2 separate regions of the Mus musculus genome follow, and region 1 is linked to region 2. The links are chromatin contacts, found by Hi-C or POLR2A ChIA-PET in ENCODE. All regions are on one chromosome and are shown on one strand. Each heading gives the region's core, a stretch centred on a gene start or an enhancer-like site at or near the end of the contact. The rest is flanking DNA. Distances are from core to core; before and after follow the strand shown. Region 1 holds the start of Actl6a (actin-like 6A). Region 2 holds the start of Rpl22l1 (ribosomal protein L22 like 1).

What was found. Hi-C counts contacts between places; a loop is a spot of excess contacts on that map. ChIA-PET counts read pairs that join two places held with the same protein, here RNA polymerase II (POLR2A).
Region 1: a map of heart shows a loop between it and region 2 (9-fold over the local background). The contact joins the promoter of Actl6a here to the promoter of Rpl22l1 in region 2. A Hi-C loop is called at or near these places in 2 of 37 maps with a recorded cell type or tissue (T-helper 17 cell and heart). POLR2A ChIA-PET finds 5 or more read pairs at or near these places in 1 of 5 experiments (Patski).

The regions. Positions count from the first base shown.
Region 1 is chr3:32,706,222-32,709,830 of GRCm38, reverse strand. Actl6a (actin-like 6A) reads right to left here and starts at 1,285. Exons shown (of 14, transcript NM_019673.2): 1 at 951-1,285. The coding sequence starts at 975.
Region 2 is chr3:28,802,751-28,806,782 of GRCm38, reverse strand. Rpl22l1 (ribosomal protein L22 like 1) reads right to left here and starts at 1,275. Exons shown (of 4, transcript NM_001347226.2): 1 at 1,240-1,275; 2 at 191-280; 3 at 1-46. The coding sequence starts at 1,248. Gm32950 (predicted gene, 32950) reads left to right here and starts at 1,432. Exons shown (of 3, transcript NR_166194.1): 1 at 1,432-1,521.

The sequences.
Region 1 (3,609 bases), core at 36-2,535, 3.9 Mb before region 2:
ATAAATATTAGCTAACGGTAATTATTACTGTCACACTTCTTGCCAGGGAAAAGACTACCGTTCCTAGAGAAACTACTATAGTTTATTCTCAGAAAACCCTACACAGCAGTTAAAATGAGTGGGCACAGATCTACTGACTCAATGCAGATATAGATTTGTTAGTGTGAGGATACTATTTAACTCTTGATGGGTGCGTGTTACCTGTACACGGCAGAGAAAGGAATACCCCTGCCTCATCCCAGAAGCAATTTGCTCCCAATTTACAACGAGTCTTTAAACTTTGAGCTGGTTGTTTAACTCTTGCCAATATTTTTTTCTTCGTTAACGTGAGGGATGGCAGCACCATCTCCTGTCAACATCCCCCCTAGAGGAGAGTCTCTAACTAGGTAACTACTCTTAAACAAAACAGTACTTAGAAGCCTTGTTTTCGTTATCGCCGATCTAGAAAAGGCTCCCGCCCAGCCGGACAGGAGAACTGCAGCCTGTACCTCAGGGATCCGCTCATCTGGGGACCGAGCACGCCTGGAACGATGTCCAGGCTGTAGTGGCTGCTGAAGGACCCAGAGCAGCAGCCGCAACACCGGGCGCCACTCGCACCCAGTGCCAACCCCGGGGGCCCGGAACCTCCGCGAGCTGCCCGGGACCAACGCGCGGCGGAACCGGTACAGTGAGGGACCCGGCGTGCCAGGGACTGCCATCAGAGCCCAGCCGGTAAGACGCGCCAAGGCCCTTCCTTGAGGCCATCTCGGAGCAGCGACGGGACAAGCCGGAAACCTATTGCGCGCCGGCCCGGGTCCGAAGAGAAGGAGAGGCCGTGGCCCATACGGGGACCGGAAGCACCGTCCAAAGACCGGAAGGGCCCGCCGAGGACCGGAGGGAAACGGAAGCGACTAGGGACCAGGCCGGTCGTTCCGGTCCGCACGCCCCGAGGCGCCGCTGCGCTCACTCACCTCCGCCGTACACGCCGCCGCTCATGGCTACTGTCTGGCGGGGACTGGCCGAAGACTACCGGACGAAAGATAACAGCGGCGTGACTCCTCTCCCTGAGAACGCCGGCCCCGCAAGCCTGCAACTTCCAACGCCGCCCCCTCCGGCAACAAAGCAGCGGCCGCACGCCCGCTGCACAGCCACTCTTGCTGGTTTCTCGTATCAACCAATGACAAAGGGTCCGGCTTAGTCATTAGCCAATCAGAGTGTGGCGCTGCTGCATCCCCGCGCGGTTTAGCCGTCTTAGCCAATGGAAGGCATCCGTAGGGGCAGGGAGAGGGAGAAGCGACAGAAGAAGGGAAGGTGTTGGGGTACGGGCAGGAGGGGGCGGAGCTTCGCGGGCGGGTGAGGTGGGTGGAGCTTCGCGAGCGGCCGGTAGGGTGGACCGAGCTTCCAGGAGCAAGGCGGGGGGAGTGGGTGGAGCTGTGCTTCGCGCGCGAATAGAGTAGGAGGAGTCTTAGGTGGGCGGGCGAGTGGGAGGGGCTTGGTGCAGGAGTGGGCCGGGTTTCGAGAGTGAGTTAATTAGGTACTGGGAATTAAGAGGCTTGCCTCAGGCCATCAACCGCTCTGGTTCTAAAGGATGGCTGCTCCCCAGGAGCCAAAGGAACTTGAGTGCAAGGAATCTGGAACTTGAGTTAGTTACCTGGGAGAGATCCCTGGCCTTTGATTGTGATGAATTCGGAATTTTTTTTTTTTTAAGCAGAAATACTTCAACTAACATTTATACTTGAAAAAGAAATGTGCACTTCACTTTGAATTAATCAGCAAATCAGATATAATAATAGGATCCATCATTTTAAACAATGGCTATTTATATTAAAAGACAGTACATTTTTCCAGCTAGATTTAGATAGCATTTAAAAATCATGACTTCAGTTTCTTTCATTTCTGTGAAAATCATTCACCAAGCAAGTGGAGCACTATTCAAGGAAGCACCCATTTGTAAATACCTCCCCAATCCGTGTCTACTGTTCTTAGTCTACATCTCTATCAGTGTCGCCCAGAACACTGTCTTTTCTTACCCCAAATTACTGCAACAATTTGTCCCTCTGCTTCTCTAGGCCTTAGATAGCCTGATCTATATAACCAAAGGCCCAAACCAGTCCTGCCATTCCAAAGCTCAAGTGTAATGTAGCTCTGTACCTGGTAGCAGTGCTTAAATTGAAGTGTCTAGGGTCTAGCTACATAGTGGCTACTTGTAACCTTAGGTGGGTTGAATAAACTCTCATCCATTTCCCTGCCATTAAGGTGGCAGGAATTGACCTGTCTGTCATAGGTTCAGGAATAACGCTAGTAAGAAAATGCTCTCCCGTTCACTTGACACTGTGTGCTGTGAGCTGACAGTGATGGTTTGGATTTGGGTTTTTTGAGAGAAAGTCTCACTGTGTAGGCCAGGCTAGTCTCCAAGTTGTAATCCTCCTGCCTCTGCCTCCTTGTACTGGAATTATAGGCACATGCCACCGTGTGTGTATTACTACATTTTAAATGATTCAAAAACAGTTTTAAGAATACTATGATACTCCCATGTCAGAAACCTTGTGCTGTGTTTTACTGGAGCATAGCCAAGCTTATTCACAGCTGTGCCTGAGGTGATGTGTCTGGTTAAGATGTAGAGCACATTACTGCCAAGTGACCTGTGGGAGGGGTTGCTTACTTCTCAATGTATGCAACACCTAACACAGCCTGCCTCAGTGCTGTGTACTGTGGTCCCCATGATCAGTGCTCACTGCCGATCAGCACCCCAAAACAATTCTATTTCCAGTCATGTTTTCATGTTTGACTAAATAAAACTGATAGGTTATTATGGACTGTGGTTCCAAGCCAGGCATTGTGGCACACAGTTTTAATCCCAGAATTCAAGAGGCAGAGGCAGGTGGATTTCTGTGAGTTTGAAATTAGCCTGGTCTACATAGTGAGTTCCAGGCCAGTAAGGGATGCATACTGGCTACATAGCAAGACCCTGCCTCAAATAGATATATACATGATAAATGTATAAGTACTATGGTTCCAATAATGAAAAATTGGAGAGATATTATTTTACTTTATAATATATAGTAGTACAGTTAAACCACTATCATTTAAATATCTAGCAATTCATTTACAAGTTTGATGGATTTACAGATTGATATCCTTTACCAATACCATCTGCAAGATCTCTCATGAATTTAAGAGAATAAACCTTAGAATTAAAAATACCTCTTTGGGGGCTGGAGAGATGGCTCAGCAGCTAAGAACACTGACTGCTCTACCACAGGTCATGAGTTTAATTCCCGGCAACCATATGGTGGCTCACAACCATCTGTAATGGGATCCGATGCCATCTTCTGGTGTGTCTGAAGATAGGTACAGTGTGCTCATATACATAAAATGACTAAATAAATCTTTTAAAAAAGAAATTATTTATTAAAAAAATACCTCTTTGGGCCGAAGAAGAATCAAGTATTTGTTCCATACTCTCCAGGGTTCAACAGAAACCAGAGCTGTTCAGCAGGGTTGATTACAACATCTTGAGCTCACTGCACCTAACCCAGAGGATACAGAAATCTAAAAGCAAAGAAGACAGCTTGTAACAATGTTGAAAAGCTGTGCTCAGATGTTTTTAATAAAGTAAGAAAGATTAGA
Region 2 (4,032 bases), core at 26-2,525:
TTCCAGTTTTTCCATTGACTTTAACCTTCTCCCGTAGAAACTGTTCCTATTTTCAAACAGAAAGAATGCAAAACTAGGGAAGGAAACCCTAGATGGTCACTAGGGAAGGTACCCTAGGAGCACAGCTTAGGTTAATATCAAGTACTACATTTAAATGCCAACAACTATGCAATCACAGTAAGACACTTACAAAATTTCCAGAGTCAAAAATTCCATCTTCTACTGGATGAGTAAGGTCCAAATGAAACCTCCAGGTGGACTTCTTAGGCTTCTTGTCTTTCTGCTAGACATAATTATGATGCCATTAAAGCAGTTTATTCAGCTTAGACACTGAATTCCCAAGAAAAAAATTACCAACTCAGCATACATCTGGTATAATGGGTTATACACAGACTTGACCAACACCTGAAGGAGCCTGTGCTCTATGTAAAGGTTACTCATTAGCTTGGTTTAAACCAATGTTTCAATTCCCATGAAACGTCATCATTTCCAGTTAAGTACCTTCCAAGTGTAAGCTTATTTTAGTAGAGAAATCTTGCTTGATTATGAAGAACTGCTTCCTACTGTAACTGATGTTATTTCCAATTTCAAATTAAAACACCCACCTGGGTGCTTTTCAAGTTTTATCTGAACTTAAAACACCATTTTTAGGGTAATGGGTCTCTTTATGCTTTATTGTAATTGGTCCAAACAGAGTCACCTAAATGGCTACCAATTAATAATACCTTCACCACCCTCCAATTATCGCAAACCCGGAACTGGCATTTGAGTGAATGACGGGGTGGACTCGCTCACTGCCGTGCAGTGAACAGGCAGTCCCGATGGGGCCATCAGACGTCACTCAGTTTTGAATCCTTACTCAGCAACCTTATTTTTAACAATTTTGGTTATAGTGACTTTCCAAATGTTTAAACCACGCTCTTCAAACTGCTAACGTCATTGCAACCGCGGACCTGGCCACTTAGGCTCTCTTCCGTTGACAGGGTGACCACAGGCCATGGAGAAACCCAGAGGCCCAGAGACCGACCGCGCCCGCCGATACTAAGCTAGTCGCGGGCCCGGCTCCCGCCGCGCAGGCCGCACGGCACTCACGGACGGCTCCGCAACCCGGATTCTATCGTCCCAGTCGAGCCGCCAGGCCGACTCTCTTCCCACCGCCTTCTCTCCTGCGGCGCTCCCGCTCGCTAGACGCAATAGCTACCTGTAATACCCGAGCCCCGCACACGCGCGCGCACTCACCGGCGCCATGTTGAGCTGCAGCCGTGGGAAGAGAACGGGCTTGCGCCGCACGCACGCTTTTATATAAAAACGTGCTGCGTCATACGCAGAGCGTGCGAAATACGCAACTCGGAACCGGATATGCACGGAGTGCTTGGCAGTCACCTAGGAAACGGAGGCGTGGCGTTGGGGGGCGGGGATGCCCTGGCGTTTGGTTTCCGCCTGCGTCTTCGAGTGGGAAGCCGGAGCCGACTGATTCTCTGCTCTGGCTGTGGACTTTGCAAACTTACAAACCAGAGTGGAGTAAGTTCAAGGGATGCAGGAGTTATCTGTTATAATTCAGGGCAAGGCAGACTCTCAATGTTGCTTTATGATCGTCTCTATTATGTTGCGATTATAGTCCTCCAGAGAAAAAGTTCTATGCTTTGCCTAGCTTTTAAGGTAGAGGATGTCCTTCTGAGAAGAACAAGTTGAGTACACTTTGGGTTTATTGGATAGGCATAATTTATTGTACTTTCTACTTACTGACTCACAATCTGCTGAAACCTAACTATCAATGTTTACAAAGTACACTAGGATGGACGTACCTTGATGACAGAAAGTAAAAAAGCATTTGAATTTTGAGCGGTTGTAATTGACGCCAGGTCAGAAAAGTGGTGAGGCTGTTGGTGTTCAGTAGTATACGTTTCTGTTAGTGTGAAACTCTAGTATTTAGGGACAGGAGATGGGATGGACTTTAGTTGTTGATTTGGAAAAGGCCCTAGAATGTAAGAGTTGTGTTCTATCCAAGCGATCGGTAATAGGCGTTAATACAGTGTAGGGTATGGTGCTAGTGGTGCTGAGGTTTTAGAAGAAATCAATTTCATTAAATTTTAAAATCTTTTTGCCTTAAGAATCACAAAAACTTTTCGTTCCAAATGTTCAGGCAGGGGCCAGGGTTGACATTTCTTCCTAAAGGGCTTCCTGTTCTGCAGATCAAAATGATCATTAGATATTTTGAAAATAGGCCATTAATTGACATTTAAAATTTTTGTTTTGCTTATCTTTGGCAACTTTCTGTGTCATAACAATAACCACTTAAGCCAATTATTTAAAGGAGATGAGAGACTCCCAGGACTCAAAGGGAGGAACCTTAGATGAAACACCCTACAGTAGGGAGAGGAACTTTTAGAGCCCACCTCCAGCAGGAATACAGGACAACAAGTGAGGGATGGGGTTGCCATCCCACAGTCACACCTCTGACCCATAATTGTTCCTGTCTGAAAGAATTACCTGGATGGAAATGGAGAGGAGCCTGAGGAAAAGAAGGTCCAGCTACAGACCCAAAGTGGGATCCAGCTCAAGGGGAGGCCCCAGGGCTATTACTGAGGGAGGCTATGTATAGAGTGTTCACAAAAAGGATCCTATCATGACTGCCCTCCAAAAGACCCAACAAGCAGCTGAAAGAGTCAGATGCAGATATTTGAACCCAACCAATGGACAGAAGCAGCTGAACCCTGTTGAATTAGGGAAGGCTGAAAGAAGCTGAGAAGAGGGTCTGTTCTACAGTAGGAGGCCCAGCAGTCTCAATCTGGACCCTCAAGATCTCTCAAACACTGGACCACCAACCAGGCAGCATATACCAGCTGATATAGGCCCCCAACACACATACAGTAGAGGACTTCCCAGTCTGTGTTCATTCAGAGATGATGCCTCTAACCCCCAACAGGCTGGAGACCCCAGGGAGTTTAGAGGTCGGGGTGGGGGTGGGGGTGGGGGGGCGTGGGGACATCCACGTAGAGACGGGGCCGGGTGGGGAGGAGATGTGGGATGTGGAGCAGATGGAGGGTGGATGGAGGGCAAGAAATGGAATATGGAGTGTAAAAAAATTAAAAATTAAATTTTAAAAAATAGACGAGTAAAATGAAAAAAATTAAAAGTGATTCTAAGTAACTGGTCATCCCCCAAATACTAAATTAGAAACCATAATGGGTGAAAATGATTAAACTTTTTTCTCTGGATTAAAAAAAATATTAACCAGATAGCAAGAATTAATGTTGTCAATAGTTCTTTCTAAGCCCTGGATTTCCTACAGAGTGCATCATGACATATACGCCTGTCTTAGTTACTATTCTACTGTTGTGCAGACACCATGGCCAAAGCAATTTGTAGAAGAAAGTTTGTTGGTGACTTATATAGTTTCAGAGGGTGAGTCCCTGACCATCAGAGCAGGGAGCATGACAGCAGGCAGACAGGCGACAGGTAGAGCACTGGAGCAGTAGCAGAAAGCTTACATCTTGACCCACAAAGCAGAGAAGATTAACTGGGAATGATGTGAGCTTTTGAATCCTCGAAGCCTACCCTCAATGATATATCTCCAACAGTCTCACATTTCCATCCTTCCAAATTGGGGCACTCAAATATATGAGTTTATGGGGGGCCATTGTCATTTAAACCATCAGTTTTTTGCTTGTTTGCTTTTGGTTTTTTTTGTTTTGTTTTTATTTTGTTTTTTTTTTTTGTTTGTTTTTTTTGGGGGGGGCTTTAAAAAGCCCAGAAAAAACAGAACAAGGGCAAATGTGTTCTCTCTCTCTCTCTCTCTCTCTCTCTCTCTCTCTCTGACAGGGTCTCACTATGAAGCCATGGCTATCACAGACACTATGAAGACCAGGCTGGCTTTGAACCCACAAAGATACTCCAGCTTCTGCTTTATAAGTGCTGGGATCAAAGATGTGCTCAATCATGCCTGGTGACCAGATATATTTTTAATAGATTATAAGCTTAACACATGGGATGTATTTGATATTGGATCATGAATAGCTGGATCAGTTAAGA